Linked DNA regions of Homo sapiens: region 1 is linked to region 2. Evidence: read pairs that join two places in POLR2A ChIA-PET (ENCODE). Cell type or tissue: CD4-positive, alpha-beta T cell. All regions are shown on one strand. Each heading gives the region's core, and the rest is flanking DNA. Links, peaks and the distances in the headings are about the cores only.

Region 1 (4,558 bases), core at 359-4,358, 320 kb after region 2:
TCCTAGAGTGCAGTGTTTCAAGAAAAAGAAACCTGCCTCTCTCATTTATGAAGACATGCATCTCCTGTGCAGGTGGCCCCACACTTCTCTGTGACAAAAGTCAGCGCCAGGAGGGTAAAGACGTACATGTCATTGCCAAATATTTACTGGCGACGTCTCTAAAATTAATCACTCTCGGAGCCCCCAAAAGGTGAATGTATATCCATTTCTAATACCTACCACTCTGCATCTTTGGAAACAATATCATCAAAAGGAACTTTAAAGGGATCATGAAAAGCTCTAACATACAGAAACCTCTTTCAGACTACAGAAATTAGTCTCAAGACTAAATACTCAGGAGTTTAATTATTAAGTCAGCCCCCATGCCAAGAGGGGGAAATGGAAAGGTATTTATTCTGTTGCAGCTATGTTTATAGGTAACAACCTAGAAAACCAGGTGATTCACGTACAATGATACCTTATTTTCTAATGACGTGGCAACTCAAAGAGCCAGCAAGGCAAGATAGGGACAATTTGGAACTGGCAAAATAATGAATGAGTTTCTAGACATAATTTTATTTTCTCTGGGATAAATGATGAGATTCAGGCTTACTGACCCCCAAAGGAGGCTCTTGTTGTATTTTAATATTTGAGAGGGTTGAACTTGGAGGGACAAGGCATACATTTTTTTACCGAGGATGCTGCTTTGGTCAAGACCTGTCATCCTTTGATGGTCACAGAGCAGGAGTGCCTGCCTCCCTCCCAAGTCAACTGCAGTGAAATGTTATTGTTTGATAGCTTTTCAGTTGCTGACAAAATCAGCTGGTGTTCCCAGAAAATGAAATGAATTCCACACACTGGCCTCCCTCCCTTCCTTCCCCTTTCACTCAGTGGAGTCCCAATGGATGAAATGAACAAATCTCCAAGGAATTTGAAGACCACTCTTACTACTTACAAGAGTGCTTTCTGGCATCTGTAGAAAAATCAGAAAATCCAACAATATGGCCCAAAGTCCTGACAACAACTGGCTGGAGTGAGGCAGCAACAACAGCTCCCTTTAAATAAAGCCTGTGCTGCCTAGTTCTTTACTCTTCTCACCCCATCTGCTTAATTCTTTTAAATTAACTGTGTGGCTGCCATAACAATTTGAGTTTCAGCCCCCTGTAATACAGCTTACCTCGCATTACTTCCAGGACACAAATCCCACAATCCTATTCACACTTGGTGATGTTTGGGCCAGTATCAGGGTATGTCCCCACACTTCCTAATTTCCTAAGAAAATGAAATACATATATACACAGCTTCATGATAAATGCCAAGACCAGCCAACTAAACAGACACCAAGAATAAAGCAAGATCCCTTCCCCAAACTCCATCCTACCAATGTCATTTCATAATGTCTACTAGGCAAAGGAGTACTTGGTCCAATTATCAGATGCAATATTCAAGCTGAATGATATATGCACATGAATATTTTGAGACCTGGTTACCTTGGCTATCCTAACAGCCAAAGCAGATTTGCAGTGTGATCCCGGCAGCCCTACTGGCCGCATCAAAGGATAGGCTGTAATAGGATTTCAACACAGGAGCAAACAATGTCTGGTACTGATGGACACATAAAACTCACTGAAGTTTAACTCCTACTTCTTAACAAATAAAACCAAGCCCCTCCCCAACCTGGAGAGCCTGACCAAACTCACTGAGATTATCAATATCATTTTTGGGATCTGGAATCTTATTCTCGTTGAAGAAATAAACACCATCCCCAAAATGCTGATGACATTTAGAGTTAAGCCCTCTGATCACACTGCTCTTTCAAAGAGCCCAAGAGTAAAGGGAATTTACAAATATGTACTAAAGTCAGACACCAACATCCTAATAGCTTCTGCCTTCTAGAGATAAAAATATAAAGTATTTATGGAAAGACTCTCCTCATCCCTTTTTATGCAAAGAGTATCTTACAAACGCATTATGAACCAGACATCTGTGTCTTAAGACAATGAACACATCAAGTTTTAAGGGGCTGTAACTCTGAAACAGGCCTGGCAGGTATTTCCACCAAACCACCTCTTCTGCTGTCTAATCCTTTACTAAGCAAATATTTATACTTTAGCAGGAAAATCCTGAGCTAGATTGTTACTTCTCTTACCACCCTCTGCACCCCTTTGTAAGATGTCCCTTCTCCAGTGACCCTGGAGTTTAGAACTACATTTGCTCTATTTTGTTGCATAACAGCAGCAATAGAAGAGGTAAGAGAAAGTGTCTCTAAAGAATCCTAAAGAACCCTCCGTCCAGCTGGGAGAACTATACTCCTACAGCGTGATCAGAGCTAGGGTCGCCGGGGCTAATCTAGAATCACTGTGCCTCCACATACACGAGGCACATCATCTGTATTTTCACGTTTTGTGAAAATGCTCCTTAATGTTCACAGACGTGGTTACCCACTGAAGCAGGAGCTAAGGCACAGAGAGAGACAGGTGTTCGATAGAAAACCACAGAGACAAAAAGCACCCAAAGAGTCGCTTTATAATTTTTATTTGATTTTCAAAAACTCCACAATATAAATGACTGAACCTTGAGGTTCCAAGTGTGGCCTCGACCAGCAGCCTGAACATTATCAAAGATGCAGGGTCCCAGCCTCTACCTTAGACATACTGAACAAGAATCTGCATTTTGACAAGATCTGCAGCTTGACCTCCATGCACCTCAAGGTATGAGGAGGACTGTGCTCTAGAAGAACTATGATGCAGCTGCTCTTGATGGGGAGATGGTAGCGAAAGTTCCCTAACTTTCAGAACATATGTAAAAGTCTGTGGAATACGTGGATTCGAATCATCAAAGCAACTTGTTTTCTTTAAAAAAAAAAACAAAAAAAAAACTGCTTTCTGAGCGCCATCTCTCTCAGACCCACTGAATTAGAATCACTGGCACTCAGGTAGTCCTAGGGCCCACACCAGTCTGAAAACCACTGAGCAACTTCAAATGTGCATCTCCTCTGTGCTGCTTCTGGAGCTGGTTTCAATATACTGTTAAACTGATCGACATTTGGTAACTGAATAATCTGCAAAAACTTCAAAAACCATGTCATAGCTTTGTATATGCCCTAAAGTGAATGAGGCGGGGGCAGTGTTCTGGAATTCTTATGAATGATATACATCTCTTTACAAATAGTCAGTTTTTTAAAAGGAAATGTGTGCATTCTCGGTAACACATGCATTCACACATGCTTTCAGTGCTAAACTCTTCATAGAAAATGACAGGCGGACGTGGAAATAGCCACACGAGCACACATCCCCCCCGCCGTCTGAAATACAGAGGCATACATCTGAGAGTACATCCCTACGTATAGACAACTTCAAACAAAAACAGACCAGCTAAAGACGGAAAGCACCCTCCTTAAATCTAATATTCACTTTGTCTAGGACCAAACCAACTCCAACTAATTTAACAAGCAGCAATAAATAACCCATTATATGTTAGCTTTTAGTCATTAAACACCCTTCCCTTTTAATTAAAGAAAACTTGGAAACTAGCTCTCAAAGGGGTCCTAAATTTAAATGTTTAAGAAAAGACTGCTTTTGATACAAACTGCATAAAACAAATAATGAAAACTCTTAAATGTTGGATGGGGTGGGATTTCAAAGAATTAACTAATTGCAACCTGCGAGAGAAACAAGACACATTTGCTTCTGGGTACCTCTCCCACGTCATGCTCTTAAAGGCCCAAGTTTCAATTTGGGAGAAGAAGCCCAAATGTTTTTTGTTAATACGAAGAGTCAAAATATTTTAAAGGATCACACTTCCAACAGTTGCAATTTCCCTTTTGCAAGTTACCTAAGAAAGAAAAGAGCTATTAGTGATAGTTACGGGTGGGTATGGGGTGACAGCCACATGCAAACTGATGCTTGCTTTATCTCCCATTGCAGATCTGCGGGAATATGCAAGAATGGTTTAATAAACACCATCATTCCACTTTTCAGTTTAAAGTGTTCTTTTTTTGTGCAATTAAGTTATTAAAACACGACTATAATTTGACTACATTAATAACACAATGAAGCAAGCCTTCAGGTAAAGTAACTTGGATGGACAAAGGGTTTCCAAAAAATCACAGCCAAAAAGTCATGCCAAACCGAGGGAAAGGAGGTAATGTCTGTGGAAAGAATAACAGTTGCCCTTGCTCAGATGATTCAAGTATTTGAGGGAGGTAGCAACAGCCCTTCCCTAGCAAAGATATATGGGGCATACTTTTTGAAACCAACAAACAAGTCGCCCTTGCTGTATTGCAAAGCACAGGGCAGCAGGCACAACAGAGAAAGAGAGAGAGAGGGGACACACAAAAGTCAGGCAAAACAGGAAATTTGAGGAAACTATTTCTGAAATGTAAATAAGGGTTTCTGTTACTTTCAATATTGCAGAAGCAAAGAAGCTCCACTAGATGGAAGGTGCCGGGTTTTCTTGTACATCTCATTTTTCAGCACGTGAGACCTGATTCACAATGTATGGAGCTGATATTTCATATACATATTGTCAACATCAGAATAAGAACCGAAATTTGTTTTACATGTTCCCCTTGAGGGTC
Region 2 (4,558 bases), core at 131-4,130:
GCTAGAATCACGCACATCACTTCTTCAGGATGTGGAGAAGTAAGGAAGCCCCTACAGAAAATCATGTTCCGGTATTTAAAGAATGTGCCAGTATGCGCACATATATCAGTGAATGCCTACATATTAAGAATGATTTCACAAAGCCATGCAAACCCCACTTGAGAACTAAAAAAAAAAAAAACGCAAATTTTAAATCTAAATTTAATATAGATTTGAGCCTTTCCCTTGGCCTCTGGAGGAATCAATTTGAGATAATGACAGCCTTGAAGATAATGAAATGGGTTACATAATATTAAAGACTAGAAGGTATTTCTGAGGGACACAGACATATAAGTAGACTCTCTGTATTACAGCACCTGCCTAACATCTTTAAAGAGAGGGGCAAAATGTTGGCCTCTGATAAATTACGTTGTACCCTAGCCACAGACACTATGGTATACTTTCCTTTAGTTGAGCTATTCATGTTTAGCTTTAAACATCAGAATATAGCCTTCGACAAAACGGTAAGAGTCACTGGTTTGTCCAATGGTATTATTATTTAAAACACACACACATACACCACACAGTCGAACTACTGAGGCAGACATTCCTAAGTGAACTGTCTAGAAAAAGCTAAATTAATGAACCAAGTAATCCTGGGAAATCCTGTCCCATAAAACCATTAGTTGCAATAGGCTAATTCTCAATAAAAAGCCTGGCAAATTCTCAGAAGGCAAAAAGCCTCCTGAGCCTTAAGGGTTAACTCACTTGCCTTAAAAAAAAAAAGACACATATAATTTCCTTTTATCATAAGACAATGCATTTATTATTTTCTGTATATCTGTTAAAGGGCATGGCTTTCGGAGTGGAAAACAAAACAGAACTTGGTCACATGTTTATTTGCTTCAGCTACTCCCTTCCCCTTCTGATAAATAATCAAACATGCCATCCAGAAAAAACAAAACGAGCGAGCTGGGAAATTTGATGGTCATCAAATAGACTAAGATACCAAGAAAAGCAGCCCACTGTTCCCACACTGAGTTTTCGGCCCCCACACCTACACTAACATCTGAGTAAATACCTTCAGTCACTCTTTCCATTTTCCCTGCAATTACTCCTACTGTTAAACAAATTGTCCTTAAGGCAGTCGCAAACATCTTATTTTTTCTTGCAAAAGAGAACAACTTCTGAACATTCAAAAAAGCCACCATAGCGATAGCAATACACACACATGCACACACACATACATACAATTATTTTATGTATCTAAATGTTTCTTCTATGAGAGGTTTGGACAACCCCAGAGCATATTTCTTTCTCTATTCTAATAGATGCTGTTTTAGATACTAAAATTTAAAAATATTTAGACTGCGGACTAGCAAACGAGGTTCACAGTAATAACAATTCTCTTAAGATCAAAAGAGCTTATTTTCCATTTCCTGTCTATTCCCTGACCACCATATAGTTAAAAAAGAAATATTAACACCTGGCTTACCAATTAAACTGAAGTTGGGGGTCAGGGAAGGGGGGTGTGGAGGGAGGGGAGAGAGGCAAAAGGAGTGACTACAGACAGGAAAAGGTGGAACCTTTTTCAAAAATGTCAAATCATGTGTTTAAAAAGTCATTTCAACAGAAAGGACTAAGAGAGCCGTTAGATTGCTCTTCTACTCAGAGCCAGGAGGCAGCCCAAGTCCAAGGGCTTTTCCTGCTATACTGATTATCCACAAGGAAAATTTTGAAAAGAGCCTTCCAACATCAAAGTTAACAACCATCACGGAAAGTGAGGCAGGCTTTCCCTTTCCCTCTGCAGCCCACTCCGTTGAAACAATAGGAATATGAATGAGATAATGACCGTGCGTGTTTCAGCAGTCTGACTTTTATTGGCATGAAATTGGTACAAATATTACCAAGACCGATTCACAAATGATGACGGTGTCGTGATGCAAACATCAGGGGACAATTCTGTAGATGCAGAATTACAAAGGCACCATCCCCACATTCTCTTACTACTTGTGATAACAGGAAGAAAAAGAAGGCAACACGAAACAATGTCACAGTAAGCAGAGAGAGGTTCCAATCTACGTTTAGCCTATAAAACTATCCTGACACCACCCGGCTGCTTACTTAGCTGATTATATCCAAAGACATATTTGAAAACAAGAGTGAATTAAACAAGGAGTTAGAAGGAAACGGTCCTCTCAAATCTCTAAAAAGAAAAAAGCCTCTGATGGAGAGAGGAGGGAAGGGGGAGGAAAAAAAGCAGTAAACAAGTTGGATCACCTTATTTCGCCCTTCAGAGAATGTCTGCACAAGAACGGATCCCTAGTTTAAAAGTTTAACCCAGCAAAAAAATGTTTCTTTTTCTCTGGACACTTACAGAGAAAATGAAGAGTTTGGCGAAGGGAGCCCGTACTGTCTGCCTTTGGATTTCCGTCTTCTTGCTGTAGATGGGTTCTGGCTGTTTCTGCGAAGCGGGGGTTGCCGAGTGGTAAAAAAGATGTTTGAATAAACAGGAAGTACTGTGCGGCTGAAGCACACTCGAAGAGAAAACACACTGGAACATTGCCCTTTGTAGGCAACCTCAGGGAGGTTTGCCTCCACAGTAGCTGGCTGGGCTCTCACTAAATGACAAAGAAACCACAAGAATTCCTCAAGTAATTCTTCACTTTCAAAGTTGAAAGATCAGTTGGAGCTTGCAGGTAATTTTCAAAGTTGCATTTAGCACTTAAAGAAATCTATTAATGCCACACATATCTAAACCGCTCCAGGTCTGCAAGCAGCGACACAGCACACGCAGTGCGCCCTGGCTAGACCAAGCCCTAGCCAAACACAGCTCATTCACGCAGACAAATACACACCAACAGGGTTTCGGGAAACCTGCTCTTGAGATATTTTTGTGGTGACATTTACATAGGCAGGATGCTTTAAAAGAAAAAAAAAAGAAGAAGAAGAAAATTCAGATTTTGCAGACTTTAGAGGATTTTGTCACATGTATTTTTAAAGAACACATCGTCCCGTATTCCAGGGATATGCCCTGGATCTGGCTTTGACTGGCTGTCCTTTACATTTTCTTTCTCCACCATCAACCAAACTACCTGTTTATCTCCAGATGCCTAGCTTGCCTAATGGAACACTCCTTAACCCGCCCCAAAATGATTGTCACAGTCCTGTCTTCCGTCACCGGAGTAATTCAGCAAATACTGTGAAGAAAAGTAAACTGCTGAAGGCACAGCAAGTCAGCTTGAAAAACAGGAGGAAGAGTTGAACAGCCATATTCAATAACAAAAAAAAAAAAAAAAAAAGGAGGAAGAAAAGGATTCCTTCTGAAAATGTATTGCTCTTGTGGCAATGTTCTTCTGCCACAGAAGCTACTGATTTGTTATTTAGCATGGAATGCTGGACTGTCTGTCATCCAGGTGCTAATACTCGGCTAAAATAACTCATTGGGAGCTGTCAGTGGGATGTTTACATAGGCCCCAATCTTTTCTTCATAGAAGGAAATTTTTTACTGGAATTCATCTTCTTTTGATCTCACATTCAAAGCAACGGCAGCTTGATAGACATTCAAGTCTGAAAGCAAATCCAGACGCTGAAGATAAACCGCCAGAAAATGACAGGCAGAAGCATCTAAAGCTTATAAAAATGAAGAGAACAGCATGTCGCCTGAGTATTACAATAGCAGAAATCAAGAGACATATTAGGTGGAACTGATCAGCCACAAAAACAGTTCAAAAGGCAGATCATAGAAACAGAAGACTAGGCTGGGGGAAAAAATGGGAAAGATCTGGTTTACTGCCTCATCTCCCTTCTGAGTCTCACAGTGCTTCCACGCCTGCCTTCTCCACTTTGGGGAGGGGTGGAGTATCCAATGCAAATGTTCCTCTCTAACTCAGCTGGTCCAGTTAGAGACCAGGAAATGATTTCCTAGCAATCCCTTTTCAAGGGGCAGGAGAAAAAGGCAGACTCTTACCTTGCTCAGTGTCCAAAATCCTGCATTTTATTAGCATCCCCTGCAGCTGCTCTGCGTTGCAGTATCAAAAGGCACACAGCCTGGGCGCCATGAAAGTGGGCGGTCAGGAAAACCATCTCTCAACAGAAGAGCTATAAGTAGTTCGAGATGGGGCTAGAGAGCTCTAAGCAGTCCAGTTCCCTAAAATGGCTAGTTATGGAATGAACACAAATGTTCCAGCCTCAGTCACACAAATAGATGTGTTCTGTCCTACAGATATGTAACTGCTTAACACCTAGTAGCTTTTAAGCCAACTAGGGCAGTTCTGTAAAGGAATTATCACAACTTTCTCAGAGACATGCAATTAAAAAAAATAAAGCCTCTTATTTTCAATAAAGTCAGTGCATACAATCAAATAGTAATTCTCCCAACAATTTTGTTCTTAAAGCTGTTTGTTAACAAACACTGAATGTGAACAGGCAGCATCAGGTTAAAGGGCAACAGAATTCCACATTATAATTTAGCCTGCGGTTATTCCTGATTGCAAGCACCCTCTGGGACTGCAAAGCAAGATCTTCTTTTGCAGCACGCTTGGATTTTTAAAATTAGTGCCCCTCTTTTTTTGCATAA

What was found. ChIA-PET counts read pairs that join two places held together with the same protein. Peaks named below come from ENCODE experiments on the same cell type or tissue, not always from the same donor. Only the 100,000 strongest peaks of a DNase experiment are listed, where the experiment ranks them.
Region 1: POLR2A ChIA-PET joins it to region 2 with 14 read pairs; 7 of 35 experiments call an interaction of 5 or more read pairs at or near these places.

What each region holds. Positions count from the first base shown.
Region 1 is chr3:71,451,960-71,456,517 of GRCh38, forward strand. All of the region lies in intron 3 of FOXP1 (forkhead box P1), which reads right to left. Among named protein-coding and RNA genes, the nearest start is that of MIR1284, 88 kb to the right of the region's middle. RefSeq lists a silencer at 1,419-1,713. In CD4-positive, alpha-beta T cell, for the core only: no CTCF peak of the experiment used is centred there; DNase peaks (open chromatin) are centred at 2,422 and 3,272; H3K4me3 peaks cover 1,884 bases; H3K27ac peaks cover 4,000 bases.
Region 2 is chr3:71,128,142-71,132,699 of GRCh38, forward strand. All of the region lies in intron 6 of FOXP1 (forkhead box P1), which reads right to left. Among named protein-coding and RNA genes, the nearest start is that of FOXP1-AS1, 160 kb to the right of the region's middle. RefSeq lists an enhancer at 1,584-2,326. In CD4-positive, alpha-beta T cell, for the core only: no CTCF peak of the experiment used is centred there; DNase peaks (open chromatin) are centred at 1,940, 2,490, 2,790, 3,130 and 1 weaker place; H3K4me3 peaks cover 3,536 bases; H3K27ac peaks cover 3,680 bases.